Linked DNA regions of Homo sapiens: region 2 is linked to region 1. Evidence: chromatin loops called from intact Hi-C (ENCODE). Cell type or tissue: PC-3. All regions are shown on one strand. Links, peaks and the distances in the headings refer to the core of each region. The heading gives the core; the rest is flanking DNA. Region 1 holds the start of LOC105378833 (a long non-coding RNA gene). Region 2 has its middle 100 kb from the start of LINC01364.

Region 1 (11,373 bases), core at 2,184-10,183:
CATTTTGCTCTTTAAACTCATCGAATTTAAGGGTTGACAGTAAATCTATCCCTCTGCATGCAGCATTCAGATTCATCTCTTACATTTCATTTCCTGTCTCTCAAACTCACCCTTTCCATTCCATCCCTTAAAACACCCCTACTCCAGACTCTCTTTCCCCAGTCTTTGGATTCCTCTTTCTCCCTCTCCACTTGCCTTCCCACCTCGGTCTCTCTCAGCCCCAGGATGGCTGCATGTCTACATGGTGTAAGTAGGCCAGACTTTTTCCATCACGCTTATTCTGGTTCTCTCTGGGAAGGAACTCTGAGGGGTCTCCAAGATGTATGGCATGTAAGTTCAGTTGCAACCTGACATTTCTGAAGGCACTCCTGTACTCTTTGCTCTGCTGCACCCATGTTCTGTTTCTGTAAGGTGAGATATCTGTTCGCATGGCATCCACTCCATTTTTGGAATCTTTTCTCTTGCTTTCCACCTAGGATGACTTTTTGCCATCCTTTTGCCTATTCAAGTCTTAACAGCCCTTCAGAAACAGCTTAAATATGGCCTCCTCCAGGAAGCCTTCCTAAATGCTCTCCCTTTGAGTTTTTGTGCCATTTTCATATTGAGTCTCTTTTGCTTTAACCTTGAATACTAAGGTCTCTTTTGGATTCGTTTGTGTTCACAAGAGCACCTAGGAACTTGTCACAGTAATATGAGTGTCCAACACATTCTTGTAGTTTTTATGAACTCAAAAAAGGCGGTGGGTGGGTAAGACTGATCCCATATTTGAAATATTTGGGGTGGAGATTCCCTCACCTTCCTTCAAAATCACTTTATTTCCCCTCAGCTAACATAGAATTCCCTCAGGAGACCCGCTGACCCAGAGGAACATGTGCCCCTCTTTTCGCCATGATATTAGTGCATTGAAAGTAGAGGTATAACTTCAGGGTGGCTCTGAAAACATTAACTAAGACAATAATAAATTAACACAATAGTCAACTAATAGCACCGTGATGCTTTCATGTATGAATTGGAATGTGAGCACTGAGATTTTCATTTCATGGTTGAAAAATACATGAGTTGACCCAAATACTAATTTCTGCATTTCCATCATTTACATATCATGGGTCAGTAATCATTTCTTGCCTAAATGGCTTTCCAAATGAAAAGCTATAATATTGTAATGGTTTATCATATTTACAAACATCGCATTGTGCTACCCACTTGGTACTCTGGATTTGCAAACAAGCAGACCCCATTCTCTGGAAAGGCAGGAGCGGTGCCGGAGAAGAGTGAGAAAGTTCCCCAAGGAGAGAGCCATTTGTTTCTTCCTCCCTAAGGTTCATGAGTCTAGGAACCTCTATTCCACGGAGACATCTTCCAGCCACCTCATTTCTCCTGCATGCCATTTGGTCAGCAGGGGCTAGGGATGGACGCTGCCTGTGTTATGGTGATCATTCTCTGCTCTGGGGCCGAAAACTCTGGTTACTTTGAAAATATCTCCTTGCAAGGCTAGACCTGCTGAGAGAGCGGATGTGATATTTGGGAAGGATAATGCAACCTGATTTTTTTTTATTATAGTTCAGAACAACATCAAGTGAAATGTCTAAGGTGATTTTATTCCTCATTTTAATGCTATGATAATACAAATCAGAACATGACTTTACCAGTCTTTCATTGAAGCCCCATGCTTGTTGCTCGACTTCTTCACAGTGTCCATAGTCATCTGTTACTTTAGGGGTCTCACTCTTGTCGTTGGGTACTACATGTTTTAGAAATCTGTGTTTTTTAAAAATAATAGAGTTGGCCGGGTGCGGTGGCTCACGCCTGTAATCCCAGCACTTTGGGAGGCCGAGATGGGTGGGTCACCTGGTCGGAAGTTCGACACCAACCTGACCAACATGGTGAAACCCTGTCTCTACTAAAAATAGAAAAAATTAGCCAAGTGTGGTGGCACATGCCTGTAATCCCAGCTACTTGGGAGGCCGAGGCAGGAGAATTGCTTGAACCCGGGAGGTGGAGGTTGTGGTGAGCCGAGATCGCGCCATTGCACTCCAGCCTGGGCAACAAGAGCAAAAACTCCGTCTAAAAAAATAAATAAATAATAATAATAATAATAATAGAGTTAGAGCCATAGAGTAATGGGGATCTGATATAACAATTACACCCTGCCCCAGCAGGCTTAGTTTACACATCTGCCTTGCTCCTTAATTATAACTTGGGGTTGAATGTCAGTTGCAAGCATTTGTAGGGACGGTCACCCTTCTGCATTCACACATGAACACACTCATCCCGAGGTGTTCTCTGAACAACACCCCCTTGGTTGGGCTTCTGTTACTCCTACTTTGGCTCAAATACACAAAAGGAAGCTAAAGAAGAAGTGTTGAGGTCCTTTATTAGGCTCTCCTGTGAATCTGGTTTCAGGACTAGAAAGCAATGCAGCAGTGCGTGATTTATGTAATCCCTCCCACTGCTGCTTTTCCTGATTTTTAGGGTGATGTACAAGGAGTGAGTTAGCTAATAGTTGACTGGTCACATTTCACATCATTGCCTGTGCATCCTAGGATGGAGGGCATAAAAACAGTAACACAGGCTGGAGAGGTGGTGGGGAGGGATTTAGCTGTTAATGGAAATTTCTCCTTCAGACCCTCTGAAAAAAAATGTTACCTTTTTGAGGATGGCTCTCTATTTTTTTCTCCCTAGCCCCTATGTTTTAAAAAAGCTAAGGCTGTGTGTGTGTGTGTGTGTGTGTGTGTGTGTGTGTGTGTGTGTTTTGAAGGGAGCAGGCACAAAAGGGAGGGGAGTGGAAAGTGATTATTATCATCCCAACGTCTTTCTTTAGCAGGCTGCAGCTCTGTTTATGAAATGCCACAGCAAAAGTGAGCTCACGCCTGTGTGCTTCTATCTCACAAGCATTCTGGGTGCCAGATGGGCACTTTGTGACTGTCTGAGCGTGGATTATTTCATTTCTTACATCTGGGACTCCAAACGGCAGCTCAGAAGGCCACAGGAGAGAGGCGCTGCTTTTCAGCTGGGGGAACCCTACCTTCACGAGGGAGCCTAGTGGCACAGTGGTGACAAGGCCAGGAGTTTCCACAGAGAGCGAAATCTGAAAGTTCACGCACATCCAGGCCGTAGGAAACCTTTAGAACTCAGGACAAGATAGAAATTAACAATGACCCATAAGTTATATTAACTGTAGTTTTTGTTGTTGTTGCTGTTAAAGGACAAAGAAAAGAACAAATGCGAACAAACCGTAAGCACTGGCCTTGGAAGATGTTTTCAGAATAATGCTCTGTATTTCAGTTTTGAAATTCTATTGTGGCTTCTTAGTCAAACACCTATAGATAATTACTAGTGGTACAGATAAGTCAACCAAAATGGTCTCCAGCATGTTGACTATACCACAGCCTCTTGGCGTCTTAATCACTTTATTTCAATGAATGGGATAAGGTGTACTGGTGTGAAATTGTAGCAAGGACATTTACTTTTCGCAAGTACTATACCAAAATTGAGTGTACCTAGAGGCAGCACACAATGCCATTCAGATGAAACCAATGGACAGACCAGCAATTCAAAAAGGAGGTTCTTTCTGCTTTTAGGTTTATTGTTGAAAAACCTTACCATCACTGCCATTTCTTCCCCCTCACAAATACTTATCTAAATCACTCCACTTGTCCTGCAGGGGAAACAAATTTTACAAGAATATGTGGCTTAATGTTAAAAAAAAAAAATCTGACAGTTGACTTAACTGTTTTGCATAAGATATTTACAAACCACAGCAGATTAGGGGGGGTTTATGCATTTTCATATCCTGCTTGGTTTAAAGCAGCAATTTTCTGCAAGGACAACAGAGAAAAAAAAACATGCTTTACGCTGCTTATATTAATTACATTTTTTCATTACCCGTCATGTTTTCTGGAGGCTTGTGTATTATTACTGCAAAATGTAATGAAATAGAAAAGGAAGAAAGAATGGACTTCTGGGAAATTTTCCAATTCTTGAAATGCAATGTTAATTGAGAGCTATTTTTAGGGCTGCACAGATAGTGCAGGACCCAGTGCCATCAGTACAAACGGGTCCAGCCCAGGTGCAGCCTCCCCAGTGACAGCCCCAGGTCTTTGCCACTGGAGAGCTGGAAAACCTCAGTCTTCCTTGATGCCAAGTCTACTGAAGGGCACAGAAGGATTTCTGCAGATGATCTCCCAACAGAGGTAAGAGAAGAAAAACGAGGGGAGATGAACATAGAGCCCTTCTGAAACCAGGCCACTGTGATGATTGGTAGCAGTTCCCAGCCTGTCTTCAACTGCCACCCCTTGGACCCAGAATGAAGGAAAACTATTCAGTACTTAGGAAACATTATATATTCATATGGTGAGGCATGATGAAATGGTTTCCAAGGCCCTTCAAATGAAGAATTCAAAAAAGTGCCCACAGGGTGGTGACAAACAGGATCCTTTTTAAGGAACCATCTTCCCCAGCTAGAAAATGACAAGTTTGTAGTCTTAAGTATGTCCTACCAAGGATTTGAGAGAAATTTTTAAAGAACTAGGAACTTTATCGATTGGAGAAATATACTTCCTTTTATTACCAAACCAAACAGACCATAGAACTAATTTCCCACTGATTCGTCTGGATAGGTGACCTTCTAATCCAATGACTCACTTCTCTATTATTACTGTGCCCAAGAATTCCATTTCCTGATGTAGCGTTAGAACCAGCCCTGCAACGATGGAACAGACACACAGCAAACATGTTTACAGGGGCAAGTTTTCTTTCAAAGAAATTATCAGAATGGCTTCAAGGAATTCAGAAACTCTGGGCTCATTTGAAAACTCCCCATCTCAACACACCCTAAAAGCACTTTATGCTCTCTGAATGTCCTAGCCACTCATAAACATTAATCTCTTGCAAATGCATTCTTTTTAAAAAGATTTAAACAACTACTAACCTCCCACTCCCCCATATTACTATAACTTATTGTTTCTTACACTTTTACAAAGTAAACATAAATGCCCATAAAAGTCATCAAGCCAAAACTTGCTTTAGGCTAGGAGACTCAGAAATCCATTTCACCCACTTGTGAATAAACAGAAAGAACAAAGGGGAAGCACTTTCCACTCAATGGTCTCCGAACTATGAGGCGGGTAGCTTGCATATCCCAGCTTCTCTGGGGCCATCCTTCCAGGGTAGTGCCACGGGCTTGCTCAGAAGTCAGCATATTGTGACTACTGTACTGCAATGTTGTCATCAGATGTAGGTTGGCTGTCTGCCCTGAGACTATTGCTTTAGTCCTGACTGACACATTCTTTGAGGCAAAGTGTGTAATAGAGAAATTCCAACATTCTAAGAGTTTCTTCCAGTAGCAAAGTCAATTATGAGAGTAATTGGTAAAATCAGTGGTACTTGGAGTGAGAAGGCAAAATGAAAATGGTGCATGAGAACCAAAAGTTTATAGTTGGGTACAGAGACATATGAAAGTATCCATTTTCCCCGCTGCCTGGATTTAAATTGAGTAGATTAACCCAGATTGTTTCTGTCTAGCCTGGCCCACAGTCAGTAGCCTTTAAGGCTAAACTAACCAGCTGGTGAATATTTCTGGCTTACATCTCTTGCTCATCACTGTGATGACCACAAGCCATCTTCTAGGTACCCCCTGGTTTGCTCCAAGCCGTGCCTCTTCTTGCTCACCTGCTGCTCCAGATTTTGCCTCTTTGGACTTCTGTGGTTGTGTTAATTGATGGAGAAGCTAATTTGCATATCCTTAATATGTGGAACACGACCCTGAAAAATGTAGTTCATTCTGATTTCTGGCTGAGACGGTCTTTCCGACAAGCACCCAACCTCACCTTTATTCTGATCTGCATCTGCCTGCTGGCAAACAGTTTTCTTTGATTACAATCTACTCTGCTATCATCACCAGGACAGACTGAAATGCTTAAATAGCCAACATACTAAAATGGGCTGTTTAATACAATAAAACATATATACAGATGATCCTAGACTTATGATGGGACTACTTCCCAATACAACTCATTGTGGGTCTAAAATGCATTTGCTGTCTCAATAAACCCACTGTAAAGGCAAAAAATTGTGAACTGAACCACCATAATTTGGGGACTGTCTATATATTGTGTATACACAAGTTGAGTATCCCTTATCTGAAATGTGTGGGACTAGAAGTATTTCAGATCTCAAATTTTTTCAAATTTTGGAATATCTGCATATACATAATGATCTATTTTGGGGATGGGACCCAAATCTAAACATGAAATTCATTTATGTTTCATACACATCTTCTGCACATAGCCTGAAGATAACTTTATTTTTCTCTTGGGGTTACTGAATAAACTGCGTGTTGTGCACTTGCATTTTGACTACAATCCACCACCTAAACCCGGGTGTAGGGTTTTCCACATGTGGTGTCATGTCAGTGCTCAAAAATTTCAAATTTGGGGCTGGGTACACTGTCTAATGCCTGTAATCCCAGAACTTTGTGAGGCAGAAGCAGAAAGATAGCCCGAGCCCAGGAGTTTGAGATCAGTTTGGGCAATATACTGAAACCCCCATCTCCACAAAAACTCAACTAAAATAAAAATTAGTCAGACATTTTTGGCGTGCACATGTAGTCTCTGCTACTTGGAAGGCTGAGGTGTGGAGGTGGCTTGAGCCCAGGAAATCCAGGCTGCAGTGAGCCGTGACTGTGCCACTGCACTCTGCCTGGGCAACAAAGCAAAACTCGATCTCAAAAAACAAAAAAAAGTTTTAGATTTTTGGAGTATTTCAGATTTTGAATAAGAGTTTATAGGCTGGGCATGGTGGTACACCTGTAATCCCAGCTACTAGGGAGGTTAAGATGGAAGGATCACTTGAGCCCAGGAGTTCAGACTGGGCACCGTAGCAAGACACAGTCTCTTAAAAAATATTGAATAAGGACTTACAATAAAATGCCACAGTCTCCTACCTGTTTCCTCCCCATGCCCAGCCCCTCTCCCACAGTTAATCATTTTTAAGAATTTTTGTTTATCTGTTTTGTGATTTTCTGGCACTTACCTTTTTAACTCTAACAGGGTTATATCACTATTTCTCTTTCTACCAACTTTAAACAATCACTATTCACTCCCTGCTCTGAATAATATTTAATTACCTTACATTTCCTCCTTCCTCTTTATCTATTTTCCTCTTCCCAATTGCTAAGACTTATAGCTTAGGCTGTCTTACCGGTTACATTTGTAATGTCAAATAATATATCCAATGCCTTTTTCCTGTTTCAGCACATTTATATACGTTAGATAAGAATATTGTTATCCTTATCTTTCACTCTTCCTCCATGCCCCCGTTTCACATCCCAGTATCTGTCAACCCTGTTTATACATGTACATTGTCAAAATGGATAGCATTTATGGTCTTTTCTGTAATCCTAATTAAGCCTTCTGTGGATCTGTCTAAAGATTAATGCTAAAAATAATATATAAGCCTAAAAATAGAGGTTATATGATTACATAAATATTTTCACTCATAGACCAATCTCCTGCCTGATACATCCACCCAGGTGTCTCCTAAATGCTGCTCCCATCTAGACAGTGTGCTCTTCAGCTGCTGCCCAGCTGTCATCCAGAAACTTCTCTCTCTGCCCTTCTAAGTTAGACCGACTCTTCCTGATATCCCTTGCCTTCCTCTTTCATGGTGTTTCTCTTTTGCTGGAGTTCATCCTCAATTAATTTTTTTCAGAATTATAAACTATAATTTATGCCATGTTTGATGTGCTTTTTCCTCTTTACTTGACTAGTGGTTTGGCTGGGAATAGAGTTCTATGGTCAAAATTATTTTCCCTCAGAACTTTGAAGGCATTATTCCATTGTCTTCTAGCATCCAATGTTGCTAATAAGAAGTCAAAAGCTATTCTGATTCTGATTCCCTAGGAGGTTACCTTTTTTTTTTTTCTTTTTTTTTCGGAGTTTTGCTCTTCTTGCCCAGGCTGGAGTGTTATGGCACGATCTTGGCTCACCACAACCTCTGCCTCACGGGTTCAAGTGATTCTCCTGTCTCAGCCTCCTGAGTAGCTGGGATTACAGGCACAAGCCACCATGCCCTGCTAATTTTGTATTTTTAGTAAAGATGGGTTTAGGAGGTAACCATTTTTTTCCTCTATAGGATCTTTTAGAAGTTTCTGTTTTTCCTTAGTGCTCCCAGTTTCATAGGTATGTGCCTAAGTATGGATAAAACCTGGTTTTAAGGAATTTTAACAAAAAGACCCACTTCTTTCTGTCTTCCCTGTTAGGAGTTAGAAAATAAAAGCCATATTTTAGTTTCTGAAACTCACATCGATATTAGGGAAGTAATAAATCATAAATGCATGTAAACATAATATTCTCTTATCTGACAAATTAAATTTAGAGTGTGGAGTTCAAGTATTTATAACCAAGTTAATAAACACATCCTCTTGGGGCCATGCCAAAGTCACTAATTTTATAGTTTTAAAAAAAGCCTTCAAAGGCTATAAAAGTAGAGGTTACCCTTTCCTTATTTATGAGGTAGAAAAAAGAGGCTATATCAGGAGCAAAGAGAATGCCTTCATTTTTTAATATTTTCTTAGATTTACCAAAAACTCAAAAATATTTGACCATATTTTAAGAGACTGATTAATATTACCAAGAAAGTTTAAAGATGAAAGTGTGTAAGGAAGTGTTTCCATGGATAGGTTTTGCATGAGTGCTTTGTCATATAGCAAATGACCCTGGGTTTTAGAACATCAGACCAAGAGAGCAATTTTGGCTCTGCCGTTTTTAGTGAAAAGAAATAAACAAATTACTTAAACTCAATAAAGGTTAGTTTCCTTCCTCACCTACCCCTAACTCTATTGGCTCAACACTGAGGCTTGGAGAGTTATAAATGTTCTGTATCCAGTGTACCATGATGAGATACAAAGGATGCATTTCTAAATGTAACAGGATGTTAAATTGGAAGTTTTGACTGATGTACCAAGATACAATTGATGCTGAATTCCAAAGGAAGTGCTAGACCATATGCAGAATTTCCAAAAAGAGAAACAGAGAAGAACCAGTTGCATAATCCTTGAAATCTGTCACTCACAATGAAGATATAAAAGGGCCCAGAAAGAGAAAATTAAGGAAGCATTTTGTGAGAAGAATTTTAGAAAACAGTGTTTGAGATTCTGGGACTCCCACCCTCCTGAGGAAAGTCAGGGGAGTTTTTGGGACCTTAATGTGTAACTCCTGCAGTTAGAAAACAAGTCATCAGTGTCTAAATTATATCTGAAGAGTTAAAATGGCCCTTGGAAGCAAGGTAATAAACTACATTCAGAAAGTAACTACTCACCAAGGTTAGTGTAAGCTAAGAGCAGAAGAAGAAATAGAAGCCTCAAGATCATTTTTAAGGGCTCTAAGATGGTAGCTTGATAGACCAAGGAAATACATGAGAATTGTCTTCTAATTAAAACACAACTATCTTGAGCTATCCCCCATTTATTCGCACAATTCCCTTTTTAAGTACGTATTTCTATACTGCCCAGAGTAACTTCGTGATTCTACATTCACAAGACATCTGCAACAGTTCTAAGTTATAAGCTAATTAAAAATAGTAGCTGTTATGGACTGAATTGTGTCTTTCTAAAATTCATATGTTAAAATCTAACCCCCAGTATAACTATATTTGGAGATAGGGCTTTTAGGATTTAATTAAGGTTAAATGAGGTCATCCTAAGGCAGAGGAAGTCTTAATCTTACAGGGTTGGTGGCCTTATGAGAAGAAGAGAGAAAGATCTCTCTGCCATGAGAGGACACAGGAAGAAAGTGGCCATCTGCAAGCTGAGAAGAGAGCCCTCACCAGAACCTAACTATGTTGGCACCCTGATTTCACAGTTTCAGCCTCCAGAACTGTGAGAAAATAAATTTCTGTTGTTTAGGCCACTCAGTCTATGGTATTTTGTTATAAGCGCAAGCTGACTAATAGAGTAGCTAATGTTCATTGAGGACCTTCTACATGCCAGACCCCATTCTAATTGCTTTATACCTATTAACTCACAACAGCCCAAAGAAGTGGGTATCATGGCTCCCATCTCTGTTTTGCAGATGATGAAACTGAGGCACACAGAGGGTAACTTGCCCACAGATTCATAGGTAGGAAGTGGCAGAGTTGGGGTTCAACCCAGATGGTCCAGCTCTAAAGCCTGAGCTCTTAGCCATTATGACATCTGCTCTCTAAAGGCTTGGTCAGAACAGTTCCAGAGAAATAAGTCCTCTGTCTTCTATTTTCAGCAAATATGGCCATTTTTACTATTTCACCTAGTTTTTCAAACCTTCAGAAGAGTTTGTGCTGACTTGGAGAGCCCCTGCAAAAGAAATAAAAAGCGAATTTTAAAACTCAGTATTACTTTTCAAAATTAAGGTTGAGTAGGAATGGAACAAAGGAGGAAATAAACAAGTAAATACGGTAGTTGTTGTCCAAAACTGGCCATTCATCAAGATGTGTCAACAACACCGAACTTAAGTTTGATGAGTTCAATATTTTTAAGACTAGCAGAACTTCCTGTGACCTGTATAATTGAGCAGAACTTCTTGGTTAAGATGGGCCTGGGGCTGAACCTCAGCTCTCAAGGCTAAATTTCTTCATTCCATAGTTCTTCCAGGTCACTGTCAAAATCACTGGTAATTTTACACTGCAGTGATCTGTGCCTTTTCCTGGCCTGAGGATAAATAGAAAACTTAACAGTTCTGAGAGCTGTTGACACCATGTACTCAGAAACACAATCAGAAAATGTGAAAGGAAACCCTTGAAGGACATGAATGAAGGATGTGGACATTTGCACATGGAAACTCCCCACATGTCACTAGCTTTGCTTCCCAGCTCTGTAGCCATAAAAATGAGCAGGTCAGAGAGGGTGCAAGGATGCATGTTGAGGCTTTCACAGAATGCAATGCAAGACAGGCACTCCTGGCAAAGCTCTGAATGACCATTCTCTGGTAACCACGGAAGTCTAAGATGCTCTAGAAAGAAGTTACTGTGATACTGAGAGGACTGGGGAAAATCCAGCTCCTCCCCAACCACTATCAAATGTAGTTGTTTGCTCTACTGTTTGACAAACACACCTTGGTGCAATTTTTTTAAAAAGTCGTTTTCTCTTTTAGGCATGTAGCCTAGCCAATCTAAGTTCACACACTTAAAGAAAAACTAAGGAAGTGGAGGTGCTTTTTCTGAACCCTACAATTGGGCCCTTGATCTGATAACAGGACAGATTATTTGAACTGAGGTCAGTTAGAGTGCCTTATGATCTCTGTCCATATGAGCAATAAGGAAAAGTCAGTAAAGGCAATGGGAGATAGAAAGCGAGATATGAACCTTTACTTTCAAACATGCACTACGCAGACACACAGA
Region 2 (11,373 bases), core at 2,053-10,052, 82 kb before region 1:
TAGATGGAAAAAAGGAATTCTGTAAAGATATTAAATATTTCCAAACTGAGTTGCAGATGAAACTAGATTCTAACTATATTCCCATTAAGATTTTAGGGCAAAGACTTGATAAAATAATTTTTAAATGTATGTGGAAGAATATCACATGATGACAACAAGTTTCTAAAAATAAAGAGTAACAAGGTGGGACTCATCCTTCTAAATATTAAAATATGCCATAAAGCTACAGTAAAAAGTTCAACAAACAAATAAAAACAGAGTGAGATTACAGAAAAATTAGCAGGTAGTGCAATGGAGAAAAACAGAAACCAGAAACAGGTTTGGAAACCAGTGGAGAAAGGATGGTGTTGAGTCAACTGTTTGTTTGTTTGTTTTTCTTCAAAACAAAACAAAAAACTTAGAACGGTTCTCTTATACCAAATAATTTCTGGATGGTAAAAGTTATACTTTTAAAATAAAACCATAGAATCTAAAGTAAAATATAGGTGAAAGTCTATTTATCGGGTTGGCAAAGACTTCCTAAACACAAAATCAAGATGGAATAAGTCATGAAGGAAAATAAGAATAGATTTAACTGCATAAAAATAAAAATCTGTATATCCCAAGTCATTATAAATGATATTAAAAGACATTCAATAACTACAATAAAATATTATTTAAAAAATAACGGACATATTCAACTATAGAAGACAGCATCAGGTAGAGTTTACAAGTCAAGCTACAATTAATGTGCAAAAAAGTTAATGTGTTATTTATGATGTAGAATAGATGAAGGATGATACAGTGAAGTGGCTAGGAGCAAGGGAGCAAATCCCAGCTCCCTCACTTGCGAGAGGCTTTCATCATGCCTCAATTCCATCATCTGTAAAATGATAACAATAATACCATGACCTCACAGGGTTGTTGGGGGAATTATATGAGAAAATGCAGCTTGATCCAGAATAAATACTAAATAAATGTTAGCTATAGTAACATTAGTTGAGGTATAGGGCTATAACTATTAATCATTACATTTTTTTCTCTTGACTCACTATCTCCCCTCATCTAAGTTAGGAGCAAGTTGAGAGACAAATACAGGAATCCAGCTGATGAACATCTATCTATAATCCTAAAGGTTGACTAAACTGCATTAGAGAAGCAGCTCAACCTGTGGCTACAAGCCTACCACTTTTCCTTCAGAATTAAACACTTCCATCCCCAACTGCAGGCCTGCCCTCTGCAGGAGCAAGAACATGCCAGAATAAGTGAGTCTTGACAGAGAAGCTGGCCACATGGTGGGGCCCAACTAGCCATTCCAAGGAGACGAAACACAAGCCTCAGGGTGTCGCAGGATTGCTGTGGAGAGTGACTGAACTGACACCTCTTTCCATCTCAGCAGCCAGAGGAGTCACTCTGCCTTTGGAAGGAAGGAGGGAGGGGATTCAGAGAGGTGACAAATGACGGTTCCATTTATATGTCTCCTTCCTGGTCATTGAAGAAGGGCCCCTCCCTCACAAGGAAAACACGAGGTGAGAGGGCTAAATATTCCCTCTCATTGTCTGGAAAAAGTTTAATACGAAGCATTTGCAAAGGAATATTTTGCAGCCATTCAAAATTATGTTTTTTTGAAAGAATGTTTATTTTTTGCCTCAGGCTCCCAAGTAGCTGGTATTACAGCTGCGTGCCACCATGCGCAACTAAGTTTTGTATTTCGAATAGATACGAGGTTTCGCCATGTTGGCCAGGTTGGTCTCGAACACCTGACCTCAAGTGATCCTCCTGCCTTGGCCTCCCAAAGTGCTGGGATTACAGGCATGAGCCATTGCGCCCAATGACAAAATGTCTCTTAACATTAGAAAATTGTCACAATATAATATGGAGGGATTGAAGGGACCATTGTACCATCTCTACCATATTGGCAGAGAAAAATATTGAAAGAAGTACACTAAAATGTTACAACTTGATTACCTTTTGGCAGTAGTCTTATGGATGATTATAATTTTGTATAGTTTTCTGTATTTTTGAAATCTTTCACAGTTTTTTTACTTCAATATTTAGAAATAAAGAAATATGACTAGTTAGTAGCTTCTTAAGACAATTTCAATCCCTCAAACTAACAAGGCCCTAATTTAAAAGGACTTAAAGTGCATGATTTACCCTTGGCAACAGGATTTTAGACATGTGTCTGGAAGAAGAGGTTTTTTTCCCTTCGTTTCTATATCCATATCAGTGTATTTTTACAAGCATGCATTACTTTTGAAAATAAAATATAAGCTATTAAAATTTGCATTTTAAAAAGTATTTAAAATATAAACTTTTGCATCAAGAAATGAGAGAAACAAAGCAAAGTCAAATATATATATATATACATAAAAACTTCAAAGTTAATGGCTGAGTTTAGGTATACCACAATCCACCTAGAAGATAGGTATTTATATCAGGGCTCTATTTCTGTGTGGTTCAAGGGCACCAAAAGGGCATTATAAATATTAATAAAAACTTCAAAAGCTAAACCACATTTTTATGGAGTTAGGAGCATAAACTGAAAGAATTAATTTGAGAAGGAGACGGTGGTATTTTTCTATGGTTGTTTTGTTTTGCTTTTACTGAGAAATCCAGTAGTTCCAATTCTGTCACAAAAAGGAAAATTGTATAGCTTGTTGTTTTGAAAATGGGTGATGCTTGGGCCAGGTGCGGTGGCTCACGCCTGTAATCCCAGCACTTTGGGAGGCCAAGGCAGGCAGATCACGAGGTCAGGAGTTCGAGACCAGCCTGGCCAACATAGTGAAACCCCGTCTCTACTAAAAATACAAAAAATTAGCCAGGCGTGGTGGTGGGTGCCTGTAATCCCAGCTACTCAGGAGGCTGAGGCAGGAGAATCGCCTAAATCCAGGAGGCAGAGGTTGCAGTGAGCCAAGATGGCGACATTGCACTCCAACCCGGGCAACAGTGCGAGACTGTCTCAAAAAAAAAAAAAGAAAAGAAAAGAAAAGAAAATGGCCGATGCATGATTGTGTTTCAGGCCACACACAAACATGCAGAGGTTCAAGGATATTCTTTTCAGTGCAGAATTTATATCTGAATGTCTAGTTGCTGATCTAGTCCTCAGGCCCTCCAGGAGTTGGGTCATAAATTAGGTGGCAATGTACGTTTGTACATATGTGTTTTCTAAAACCTGACCCCCATAGCTGAAGAATGTGAAGGGCAAAACGTAACTGTGTAACTGGTCTCTTGAAAATAAAAACCAAATTGAATGAACGGAATGGATGGGCATTTCTAAGATGAGGCTGCTGGATGGTGAATCCATGGGGACAATGATTAGAGGGGACAACTCAGCAATCCTATCTTCCAGCCAGACTGCATTCCCTGTATAGGCCTGAGAGCTGCTGCATTAAACTTTAATCATAACAGGGCTGTGCTCCATTTACATAGCGCCTTTCATCCCAAGAATTCGGAGGACTTTGTAGACGTTATCACATTTATCTTCACATCACCCGCTGAAAAGCATGTTGGAACAAGGGTTATCTTCCTTTCACAGGCTAGGAAACCAAGGCACGTAAACAGTTCCTCCATGTCCCCTGATGAGCCAGAGAGGTAAAGAAGAGACAGTTGCATGTTTTTGTCACTGAGAAGGAACCAGGCCAGCACACATTCAGGGTTGAACTTTGCCTTCCAATTCAAGAGGAATCCCACTGATGATTAGATAAAGCATCAGTGTCAGCAGGTAGAGTTAGCAAATGGAAAGATGTATAAGGGGCTCAGGAAAAGTCCATTGGAGAGCATGGAGAGGGGGTTTCCTTGACTACTTAGATGCCTGAAATTCTACTAACAGTTCTTCCTTTAAGTTAAGGCACTGCAATTGGAAAAGTCTAGTGTAAAGTATGAATACATCTAGAGGCATACTACATTTCATCACTTTCAGCTATAGCATTGCAATATTAATTAATTTATTATATTTGTATATAATTATATTGCTGGTTAAATCCTGAGTCTCAATGGAATGAGATACAGGACAAATAGATTTGATAGAAGAAGGAAGTATTAGGATATGTTCTAAAGGCTTAAATCATTTTCAAAAAAGCTACACACTAATTAATTTGATTAACTAACTAGAAAAATACGCCCAGACTGATTCTGATGGAAACATAAGTGATGGTCCTGATTCAAGTCCTGCTGGCCACTCACCAGCTACATGTCCTCATGCACGTCAGCATCCCAAAGCTCTCTTTCTCTCCTGTTCTGGGAGGACAATCATGCAGTATCTTGGTGAAGATTCCTTCAAGGACAAATCATGACACAAGGATTGAGAACAAGTTTGGGCAGAAATCCCAGAGAGCAATGAGAGGGAATTGGTAAGTGAGACAGAAGGGACAGGGGACAAACCAATGAAAGTGGTTGCCATGAGGTTACCATGAGGCCACTGCTGTCAATCTTTTTGAAGACCCTCTGGGAGACCTGGGAACCTACCCCAGAATTGTCCCACCGTGGGGAATAGGAAGTCAATAAATTTTCCCAGAAATTCCTACCCCTCAAAGGCTGAGGATCACTCCTGGATTGAGCACCTCTAGCTTAGCCCTCAATTTACCATCTTCTCAGGAGGCGAGGGCACCCCCTCAGGCAAAGGGACGCAGCTGTCATGCCAACTGGCCTGCACGAGACCTCCTGGAGTAGGCAAGGAGACAGAGAGGAAACCAAAGGTATTCACTGCATGTATAGCCACTTCTTATAGCTGTTGAGCTCACACAGTCACGGAGAAAAATATGAATACAATGTGCGACATAATGTCAGGCACATAACGAAGGGCCAGTAAATGGTAATTGTGGTGATGATTGTTGCTATATTTTTAAAAATCAAGGCGGGCTAGGTTTAGTGCCATAGCGAAGGAGCCAGGCACCATAGCCAGAAGCCCCTGGGTAGGTCTGGGAAGGCCTAGGGATTGAGAAAGGTGAAAATAGTACAGGTATGGGGCTGTAAAAGGCAAACTTCATGTCCTGCAGCATTCTGCCTGTGGCTGGTCCTGCGGAGCGTTGGTGGGTCAGCTTGTCCCGACCTCCAAAGAGAGCCACAGGAAAAGAAGAAGGCTAGAGGTCCTCACGACCTACCTCCCAAGATATAAGCAGACACTTTCAGTGGAAAATCCCAGCCGCTCTGTAGGACAAGAACTACGTGGCCAAAAAGGGAAGCTGCAATAAATAGTTCTGGTTTAACCTGGGATGCATCACAGCTTCTCCAAAGTTTTGCTTTGACTTTAGGCCCAATTCAACCAACATGAAACGCCCACAAATTAACTCCCAGGAAAAACATGGCTCTTTGAGAAGAGAACTGACATTTGCCAAGCAGCTGAGCCTGTCAGTCCAGGTTGCAGGGTGACTTTCTCTTGCCGCAGTGGAATATAATGGAGCGAGTGAACTGTCGGCAGGCACAGTGGCTCCCACTAGCTGAATTCATCACTATTCCCTTTGTGCAGCCTTTTGCTTTGACCACCCTCGTATATGGAATAGGACTTACAAAAGAAAACTGTTTTGTTTGGCAGGTGGGAAATCATTTCAATTGCACTATTTTTTCTGTTTACTCAAGTAAATATAAAGATGCTTTTATTTTCCACAAAGAATTGTTATCCCTATTTGAATCTATGTTGCTTCAAAAACAAACATCTTACTTTTAGTATCAGAAGCAGACCATTCTGTTCCTCAGAGAAGTGATATTCTTTAGCAGACTGGTGGGAGACTTGTAGAATATTGAAAGGATAAGACAAATTCCAGAATAAATAACAGGGAAACTTTATTTTCTGAACTCTAATAACTATGATCAGTTCCTGCAGTAGAATGGGCGTTCAATAACTGGAACATGAAGGATTGGCCTACAGGGAAAGTCCAGGGTGGTCTGGGACCTCCCTGAACCTCCAGCGGATCTCATGAGACTGTCTTAACTGTCCTCTCTCTCTCTCTCAGGCCTACAATGAGCCCTGTCTTCCCCTACATGCCCATTTCTGCTTCTAGCCAAGTGCTATGGAAGCCTCACTCCCTCTCTGGCGAGCAGGTGCTTACTGAGACCTGAACCAAATCTGAAGTTACACTGAAGGTCATGCAAAATGGCTGGATTCACTTGTGGTTTCCTTCTACCTCCCCACTATTCAAGTCCCAACTCCGCAGGGAGCCTTATCTACCTGATCTCTGAGTCACTGCCTAGCCAAATCTCTCTAGGATTCCTTCTGAGTTTGTTTTTATCCTTCCAATCCATAAAACTGATGCTAACTTATATAATAAAAGCATGTAAGTAACTATATGTTTTTATTATTGACTCACTTGTTTCCTTGTTTTTCATGTGAGTCAACATCACCATCCTTAAAACAAGTAACCTTTCACAGATGCGTATTATCATGTGTCATTCTCAAAACACAATGAGGAAGATAACATTATCTGCATTTGACAAAGAAGGAATCTGGAGCTTAGAAAGTTTAGGTAACTTGACCAAACTGTTGCAGAGCTAGTAAAGGCAGCACCAAAATGTTAAGCCCAGACTCTGCCTCCATAGCCTATGTTCTAAGCTACCACTTACTTCTACTTTGCCACATCCTATCACAATGCAGTTTCTGCATTAATTTTAATGGCAAAAACCATGATTACTTTTGCACCATCCTAATAATAAAGGCTATAATCATAGTATCTTTCATGTGTGGTGCACCACTGTCTTACGAAGCCCCTTCTACATGCATTCTCTTGTTGAATTCCAATGACAGCAATAATGATAGCGATCAGTTAGGCAAAATTCTGCATTCTCTGCTTAAAAAAGAAAACTTGAAATTCAACATTCCCTATCCACAACAACAACAACAAATAAACTATATGTACTTAGCTTCATTCTTTCTTTTCCCTCGCCCTTCAGGGTGCTTGTTTTTGCCACACGTCATGTCCACCTTTTTCCTTGTTTTGCCTCTATAGAAACTAAGTATTTTTTCCTCTAAGAAAAGTGTTCCCCTGATGGGAGTTACACACATGTATCAATGGAGGAGTAAATGTTTCACAGTTGAAACCTAGGTATAACTTCCTCATCTGCAGAATGTATAACTCAGCAGTAAGAATTTTATCCTTGCAGAAAACTGGGGCATAATCAAGGCTTTCAATGGAGGGCAGAAAAGGGAAATCACAGAAAATCAATTCCATATTTTTTAGGTGTGGAATGGAGATAAAGAAAACGTTCTCTCAACTATTTTGTGAGCAGAGAGATATGATAATTTTTTCCTCTAAAGGCCAGGACTTTTCCTCAGTTCATGGCGTGATCTTGTCGTGTCGCTCCATGGTCTCATCCTGTTTTCCCTGAGTAACCATAAGAATAGAATCGCACACTGGTAAGGAGCTCAGTGTGAACGCGATTGGCTGGATCACTATCGCAGTGCCATCACTCATTAGCAGTCTGGCTGAAGCAAGTTCTTCAATAAACTTTCTAAGTCTATTTCCTCATCTGTAAAATGGGGATAGTAAATCTACCCCCAAAGATTGTTATGGAGATTAAATAAGAATGCAAAGCACTTAAAGTGTCTGATAGAAAGTCCTTAGCAAACTGAAGCTACTGATATATATATCCTATTCTTTCTTTAAAAATCATTTTAAAGACCTCTTTTGCACAAAAGATTTAAGTATCCTGCAATAGAATGATGACAAACACCAATATAGTAAGTTGCAGTAGTAAAGGTAAATAATACTGCATGACACGATAAAAGACCCCTAGATCTCAATGGCTTAGCCCAATCAAGTTCTGTTTTTCACAAATGCCAAGTCCAAGGTGGGTGTTCCTGGCTAGCCACTACTAGGGTCTGAATGTGTCCCCCAAAAGTCATATGCTGAAATTTAATTGCCCACGGGATAGCATGAAGAGGTGGGCCCTTTAAGAGGTGATTAAGGCCAGTTATGGTGGCTCACACCTATAATCCCAACACTTTGGGATGCCAAGGCAGGAGGATCACTTGAGGCCAGAAGTTCAAGACCAACCTGGCCAACATGGTGAAACTCTGTTTCTACTAAAAATACAAAAATTAGCCAGGCGTAGTGGTGGGCACCTGTAATCCCAGCTACTCAGGAGGCTAAGGCAGGAGGATTGCATGAACCCAGGAGGCAGAGTTTGCAGTGAGCCAAGATCATACCACTGCACTCTAGCCTGAGTGACAGAGTAAGAGACTCTGTCTCAAGAAAAAAAAAAACAGAAACGTGATTAAGTCATGAGGGCAGGGCTTCATGGATGGGATTAGGGCCCTTTTAAAGGGCTTGAGGGAGTGGGTTCATTCCCTTTCCCTTTCATCTCTTCTGTCAAGTGAGGACATAGTATTCTATCCCTTCTTAAGATGCAGCAACAAGGCAGCTGACAGCAGCCCTCACCAGATACTGATCCTGCCAGCACCTTGATCTTGGACTTCCCAACCTCCAGAACTGTAAGAAATAAATTTCTCTTCCTTGTAAATTATCCAGGCTGTGGTATTTTGTTATAGCAGCACAAATGGACTAAGACAAACCAATCCTGGGTGGCCCTTCTCCAAGTGGTAACACAGGGACCCAGGCTTCCACTGGCAAGGGCTTCCTTCATCTTTCTTGTGTCTTGCAGTCCTTGGTTTCTGGGCATTCAGGGGAGGAAAGAGGGAAGATAGAAGTCAGTGTGGAGTGTTATATGGCCACACTCTGGTGTCCAGCCCTCAGTTGCTTGCCCCCACTTAGGCACAGAGAGCTGGGAAATTCTGCTCAGCTGTGTGCCCAGAGAAAAGAACAAGATACCGATGAACATTCCTGAAAGGAATGGGCAGGGGAGTCATTTCACTTTTAATTTTGGTACAAGTAACTTATTTTTTGGAGGTATGGGCCAAAAAAAGAGACCATATTGGTCATTTGTATATTAAAACATTTAAACAAGACTAGGGTGACATGAGGCAAAATTGTGAAGAGACTAGAAGTTGGATTTTACTGTTCCCCTCACTTCTCGCTCCTCTGCTTCTTCTTTTTATTCAGTGACTTTTGGTCTTCCAGCCTGCCAGACCCCCAGCACAGGCCCCCCAAGCAAGCCAGCCAGTCTCATAGAACTGCTTCATATTTAAGACAATGATGTCCATTAAAATATGTCTTATTTCCTCAGAGCCATATTGTCTGATAGGTGACAGCTTATTAATCTGATAAAGTAATTCATGCAGCTAGAATAATGATTATTGTGGGAATTGTGTTACTAGGCCCACATAACCTGTATTTTTAATAAATTCCTTCTAGAGACAATGCCTTATTCCAAATAAATTGCTCTAATGGTCAGAATTGCTCAAATAGTTAGAATCTCCCTTTGCGACCAGTTCAAAGAAGACTATATGCATGGTCAGCTCTGACAGAAAGATTGAACATCTTCACTTTGTTTCCTTTTCCTTAACATTTGTTTTAATTGGGGGGATGAATATATATCTGTAAAACATTTTGACATTAGGTTGAATCACTTAGTCAAAAAGGATCCTTAGAAAAGCACTACATATTTAGGAAAGAATTTTATGTAGCTACACAAGACTGCTGATATTATTTGCTTTCCTTCCTAAATATGGAAATCCAGTTCATGCAATGAGCAATAAAATGCAATGACTCCATAGGGGTCACAGTAATCATGTTAATTGTGTTCATGAATTAAAATCCCTCATTGACTATTGATTGAGAGAAGAATTACATTAGGTCCACTTCTTCCTGAAGCCAGAATATCATAGTTTTGGAGGGTTTTGTTCTGTTTTTTGATTTATGAAAAAGCAAAAATTTTTGCGGTGGGCGTCAAGGAAGTAACCCAGACCCCTTTAGTGTGAGTTTTCTCAAGAGTAGTTTCATAAAGGAGCAATTTCCAGCTTCTGCGCTTTGAGGGTGAGGAATAAAGCTGCCCTTTCTGATGTCATAAGGTGGGAGATGGACCTCTGTGGTGTGCTCCTCCAGGTATGAGAGCCAGCCTAGAGGAGCCTCTATTCCTTTTAGAAATAAATAAATAAAAGCACAGCCCTGCAGTGGGTTGGTTATAAACAAAACCTCCCCCACGGGAGCATCTAAGGACCCCAACTCCCAGAACTGCCCCCGAGGTCAGAATTTACAGGTAGTGCCCTTTTCCTTCCTTGATGCTTCCTGAACCCTACTAGTCTGTTGAGTTTTTTTTGGATCTCCAGTGACTTAGGGATAACCACTCCCATTTCAGAGATTGGGAAGCTGGGATGCAGAGAAATAAACCACTTTCCTGATATGATATATGCAATGCTTTCTCATTGGGACCTAGTCCTCTGCCCCTCTCCCAAACCAGACTTTTCCTCCTAGCACCCTTATTTGAGGTGTTCTCACCAGGCAGCAAAGGGAACATTAATTCCCATAATATTATAGACACTGCCGATCATCTGAGTTCAAATCTGGCCTGGCCCTACCCTAGCCCTGTGACTTTGCCAAATCCCCTGTGGTCCCTGGGCCTTGATCTCCTCCTCTCAGGATGGGGATGACAGGAACTGCACAGGTTAATTGTGAAGATCATGTGAGCTGACATGTGGGAAATGCCCAGCACCTGGAAAACACCAGCACACAGAACCATTAACAACTGATGATGATACTATTAATATATACTTTTAAAAGTTTATTGGGGCCTGGAACAATGGTTCATGCCTATAATCCCAGCACTTTGGGAGGCCAAGGCAGGTGGATCACTTGAGGTCAGGAGTTCGAGACCAGCCTGGCCAACATGGCAAAATCCTATCTCTACTAAAAATACAAAATTAACCAGGCATGGTGGCGCCCCCCCTGTAATTCCAGCTACTTAGGAGGCTGTGGCACAAGAATCGCTTGAACCCGGGAGGACCCGGGAGGTGGAGGTTGCAGTGAGCCAAGATTGTGCCACTGCACTCCAGCCTGGGTGACAGAGTGAGACTCTCTGTGTCAAAAAAAAAAAAAAGTTTATTGGACCCCATTCTAGATACAGTGCCCTGAGATGAAGGCTAGGATACAACAAATAGGATAGGCCTCTGCCCTCAATGGACTTGAAAATTTAATTAGAAAGATAGCCTATATGAAATACAGTTATCCCTCAGTATCTGAGGGGGACTGGTTTCAGGACACTACGCCTCCATAACAAAATCCGCAGATGCTCAAGTCCCTTATATAAAATGGAGTAGTAGAGTTGGCCTTTTGTGCCTGCAGGTTCAACCAACCACAGATCAAAAATAGTATTTTCCGCAGATGCAGAACCCTTGCATAAAGAGGGCCGACTATAATAAAACAGAGGATTTCTTTGAGCTGGAGCTGCAAAGAAAAAAATAAAAGAAGAAGAAGACAAGAGTATCTTTTCAGAGCCAAATGAATGTAATATAAAATTAGTATAATCAGAAACAAGACTAAGCAGTAATCGGAGGAAGTGTCAGGG

Evidence for each region. A loop is a pair of places that touch in the nucleus more often than their neighbours do. Peaks named below come from ENCODE experiments on the same cell type or tissue, not always from the same donor. Only the 100,000 strongest peaks of a DNase experiment are listed, where the experiment ranks them.
Region 2: it touches region 1 in a loop (2.2-fold over the local background); 2 of 110 quality-filtered maps call a loop at or near these places.

What each region holds. Positions count from the first base shown.
Region 1 is chr1:87,386,277-87,397,649 of GRCh38, reverse strand. LOC105378833 (a long non-coding RNA gene) reads right to left here and starts at 6,455. Exons shown (of 4, transcript XR_001738133.2): 1 at 3,026-6,455; 2 at 1,204-1,500. In PC-3, for the core only: no CTCF peak of the experiment used is centred there; DNase peaks (open chromatin) are centred at 4,669 and 5,219; H3K4me3 peaks cover 893 bases; H3K27ac peaks cover 1,791 bases.
Region 2 is chr1:87,468,310-87,479,682 of GRCh38, reverse strand. No RefSeq gene overlaps it. Among named protein-coding and RNA genes, the nearest start is that of LINC01364, 100 kb to the right of the region's middle. In PC-3, for the core only: no CTCF peak of the experiment used is centred there; a DNase peak (open chromatin) is centred at 6,182; H3K27ac peaks cover 924 bases.